Linked DNA regions of Mus musculus: region 1 is linked to region 2. A link is a loop called in an ENCODE intact Hi-C map of the cell type or tissue named here. Cell type or tissue: gastrocnemius. All regions are shown on one strand.

Region 1 (2,500 bases), 260 kb after region 2:
GGTCCAGACATTTGACACACATCCCATGTAGCAGGAAACTACAGAGCATTGGGATTTGTAGATTTGCAAACTTAGCCTCGAGTGTCCCAAGTTTCCCTGAGAGCTCTCTATCTCTGTCTTTGTTAAACAGTTATTTGCTGATCCCTGCTCCCATAGAGGCTATATAGGATTATAGAGGGATGGGGTCAGCACATGGCACATAGTAGGATCTCAAAAAAATGGCCTTCTGTGTTAATTCCCATTACCAGATGAATGCAGCAGATAGGATATTGTTTATTGGTGGGAAAGGGCTGGCTAGAACACTGGCCTGGGGCAAGAAGTCCTGCCTCAGGGAGGCTGCAGATAGAAAGCCCAGGAGCAGGCAAAGTACAGTCTGCTTGAGATATAGGGTGTGAAAATGGTTGAGAAACCAGTAAGAGATGTGAAAAGGGTGAGCCCCGTGGATTTCTTAACTAGAAGTCAAGTCACTGTGTTCTTTTCTGGGTCCACAAAAGATAGGCATCACCAGGTGGGGTACAAACTCCTTCAGTTGCTGTCTGTTCAGGAGTTAAAATTGTCACTGGGCCATCCCTTTGAAATCCCAAACTACATTTACCTGAAAAATAAACAGGAACAGTCTTGAAATTGAGACGATTTATCAAGAGACTAATTATCTTTTAAGCTAGTCTGGAATAGTAATGAGCCGTTTTTACACGAAAGCAGACCCCTGATGGATATCAGCATATCACGTGCTCAGGCAGCTTTCCCAGGAAGATGTTACTGCAGGGTAACATCCCACAGCAACCCATATGTGAAACGAGCAGTGGAAATAAGGCTTGCAAAGGTATAAAGGAGGCCTGGGCCCTTTAAAAGCAGTAACTATCTCTAAAATCTCCACCGCCTCCTGAATATTCTAAACGGAAAAAGGATGGCTCACTTAAACACATGAAATCATTCAAAACAGGCAGGCGCTAACGAACACTCCATCACTTACTGAGAGATGTCCCAATCTAGAGCGAAGATTTACATCTAATCATTGAAAGTAGGAGCTGCTGGCTGTCATCGTTAGTCTAGAAAACCAAATCCCAGTTCTGTGTGCGGGGGAAGGGCTGTGTGTATGCACACAGGCGCATGCATGGGCACAAGCCCAAGGACACGTGTGTACATGCCAGAGGAGGCCACAGACAACTTTCGACCCCTCAGGTGTCATCTACCTTGTCTTGTGAGACAGGGTCTCTCATTGAACCTGGAGCTCACTCATAAGCCAGGCTGGCTGACCAGTGAGCCCCAGGCATATTTATCTGTCTCCACCTCCTAGAGCTGGGATTACATGTGCATGCCACTGGCATTTCTAGGGATTGAACTCAGGTCTTTTTGCTCAGCAAGTCCCTTGATTGACTGAAGTGTCTCCTCAGCCGCGGGGTCTAAGTTCTGCAGTCGGTAGCTTCAGCTTTTATTGGGGCTCAGTAGTCACCGGGCAACATGGTTTTTCCTTTCAAGCAATCTCAGAACACAGATATTACTGTGAGGTCTGTTTTTTCAGAAAAAGCATCTAAGTCTTCACATTGTTTGTGGGTTAGTCTTCACTGGCTATCCATAAACAAAGAAACTTTGAATGCAGGCTACTTAAAGTTCTGAGAAGATGTGGCTGGGACCAGGATCAGCTCAATGGTGTATTCTCCGTGAAGAACATGTATGTATGGTGATTAAGATACAACCCTGAGTAATCAAAATCAATAATACTTAATGCCGTATTTTAAAGTCAAAATTACTGGAAAAGGACCTGGAGAGAGGATACAGTGGGTAACAGAACTTGCTGCTCTTACAGAAAACCTGGGCTCAGTTTCCAGCCCTGACGTGGCAGCTCACAGCTCTTTCACTCCAGTTCCAAATGATTTCATGCCTTCTTCCAGCCTCCATGGGTGCAAGACACACACAGAGAGAACGCATATATAGACACACAATAAATGAATATATCGTTTTAAAGAGCAATGGGAAAAAAAAAACATGATGAATAAAAGACAAAGGTTTAGATAATGGCATGTTTAACCCTGCAAACACCGGCCTAAGCTCACCTTCCCTGTCCTCATTGTCACCATGATGCTGAGCAAGGCTACCGCCATGATTAAATAACTGGGTCAAACTTCAGCAATGATGAAAAACACCCTACCTCTTTCACAACATGCTCACAGGCAAAATGTTCCCAAAGACCACAGTGAGTGCCCTCAGTTTAATCATCAGAGCCAGTCACACCAAGCTTATTCTTATTTAGAAGTAAAATCTAACATGGAGAGCCATGGCCTCTCCTCAAATTCTCCATTCACTGGTGGAACCTGAGGAGAACTGGAAACAGATCTCTAGGTGTCTGAAATTAAGAGGAGGGAGGAGCCACCCGACCACTGAGCTTGTTCTCATAACTAGGTCACCATTATATGGAGGGTGACACTGGGCCTGAAGTCATTCCTTATAAAAGATCTGAACAGTGAGAGCGGAGTTTAATGTGTAAAAGTCACTCCAGTGG
Region 2 (2,500 bases):
AGCCACTTAAAACCAACCTAGTGAATACCCAATGAACATTGCTCCATCAACTCTTTTCATATTCATCATTGCAACAACCATTGCCTAAACAGTAGCCTGCAGCTGATCCTAAGATACTTCCTGTTCCTCACTCTTTTGCACAGTTACCTTTTTGGAATTTCTTGATCACATTCAGTTGTTCTCCCTGCCCTTATATTTTATCAGGCAGCCATAGTCTGTGACCTGGTTTAGTGCAATAACGATCTCAATCAGCTCTCTGTAATTAGCTGCCCTTCTTTTGTGAAAGGATAAATTTTAGCAAAATGCGTAAGATCTCCTGAAATCCAATCCTTTCTTCCTTGCCTCCAACTCTGACCTCTTCTCTCAGCTTTCTCTTTATACTGTGCTTCAGAAACTGTCAATCATTTGAAAGTCTTGCTGTGGGTTCTTGTTTGATTTATTGTCTTGCTACATCTACTTTGATCTCCTTTGATGCCTTGCTTTTAATCCAAAATCTCTCACCACAAAAGTGCTAAGCAAAAGAAACTAAATACACATGCTGTGTGTGTGTGTGTGTGTGTGTGTGTGTGTGTGTGTGTGTGTGTGTGTAAGTATCCTCAGTACAGTAATAAATTTCTTTTTATGAGGAGAGAAACAACATAGCTTTGACTGCCAGGATACAAGGATCCACTCTCTTAGAATATATGCTGCTTTCCTGACAGAGCCTAGCAACAATTAGTAATGTATGAGATAGTCACAGTTTTGACTGCTAATTTAACATTTGATGATGACTTCATTTGGAGATTGATACCTCTACACATTTAAGTGTTCTACTTTCCAAAGGTGAGGCAAACATAATCTTATGGGGGAGGGGGTGCTCATTGGGAATGGTAATAAACAGACTTACTACTACTTGTTAAAGAACCAAAGACTTCAAGCCACTAGTTCCTAAACATAGATTGGGCAAACAGGGGAAGAGCAAACTCAGCTCCCTTGCAGGTTGGGGTCAGAAGCACTCTAATGACTTACATAGTCTGGGTCACATATTAGCTTTCCCCGTAATTTTACCAGGGTTTATTTCTATCATTTAGTCACTTGATGATTATGTTGTACAATTACCAAGTGATCAATGGAATATATCAAAGTAACATTTTCTTGGACATTCAGTTTTACATACACCATCAAACAATAACCCTACAACAGTGGAGATATTTATCTTTAGGACAAAAAGAAAAGTGTTTAGATTTGAAATTATTGAATCTTACACTTGGCATTCATCACTACTAAAAATCTCTTATTTCACACTCCAAAACCATAGCATGTCATACTGGATCTTCTGAGAGTGAATCTTGTTATACACCAGAGGACAGTGAAAATGGCCACTGGGTGGGGCCAAATATCAGGAATTCATTCTTTAAAATAAGAGAAATTATAGGCAAGTTTCCACATATAAATTTAAATGACTTCACACTCAAAATGAGAACCAATGTTGGTGTGTGTGTGTGTGTGTGTGTGTGTGTGTGTGTGTGTGTGTGTGTGTGTTTGTGTGTGTGTATCATGGTATTTTTCTTTTGTATTTCCATCTATCCTAAAGTATTTAAGCAGTTCCATTACTCCAGGTCGCTTGAACACATAATACTTGTAGAGTTTTTTTAAATTATTGCAGCATATATTTGTCATCTTCTTAAATGCCCTACATTCTGGGAATCTAGACATTCATTCTGAAAATGTGTTGCATGAATATTAATTTGTTCTGGGAATCAAACAAGAGATTATGAGGTTTATCTAAGAGATGGCATGCACTAGGTCATTAAGAATCATCAACTGGCCATATCACTATGTCACTTTCATTCTTATTGGAATATAAGTTAAATTTTGTTACTGTCTCTGCTTCCATCACTCCTGGGATGCAGGGAGACTCACTGTTAGTTTATATTGGGGCTATACTCAAGCCCATCCCTAATAGCCTCGTCAAAGGTATGTACCTAAGACACAAATTACTTTAATATAATTTCCTTTTGTTCTCCTTTAAATGTAACTCTCCCAACTTTTCCTTGGTATCCATGAAGATCTTGGAATATCCTCTAGCACGGAAAAATCAAATAAAATACAAGTAACTATATATATATATATATATATATATATATATATATCTTGCTTCATAGCATTTCAAATCCCTGTTTCTACCATCTGCTATAAAATACAGGCATTTCAAACTCTCCCTATGTGGGAATCTTTTTATTCAAGAATGTAGAAGCCATGGTAACAAGTTTATAACATCTGCTAAGGTTGTTAGCTGCCTCTGAATCCTGAATGCTGCCCTTCCCAGATTTATAACTCTTTTATCCACACAACCTCAGTTAGAGTTGTGCTAATAATTATTAATGTCACTGATTGATTAAAGGTGTGTTGATGGACATATCAATTGAATGGATCTGGGATTTTTGCTGTTGTGGTTTGTTTGTTTGTTTGTTTGTTTGATCTGGAGGAATATGAAATCCACAGAGGTACAGTATGGGTT

Evidence for each region. A loop is a pair of places that touch in the nucleus more often than their neighbours do. Peaks named below come from ENCODE experiments on the same cell type or tissue, not always from the same donor. Only the 100,000 strongest peaks of a DNase experiment are listed, where the experiment ranks them.
Region 1: it touches region 2 in a loop (3-fold over the local background); 11 of 42 quality-filtered maps call a loop at or near these places.

Annotation. Positions count from the first base shown.
Region 1 is chr8:102,776,905-102,779,404 of GRCm38, forward strand. All of the region lies in intron 1 of Cdh11 (cadherin 11), which reads right to left. Among named protein-coding and RNA genes, the nearest start is that of Cdh11, 7.0 kb to the right of the region's middle. In gastrocnemius, no CTCF peak of the experiment used is centred here; a DNase peak (open chromatin) is centred at 1,152.
Region 2 is chr8:102,514,593-102,517,092 of GRCm38, forward strand. No RefSeq gene overlaps it. Among named protein-coding and RNA genes, the nearest start is that of Gm39233, 200 kb to the left of the region's middle. In gastrocnemius, a CTCF peak has its summit at 1,349 (motif pointing right); a DNase peak (open chromatin) is centred at 1,378.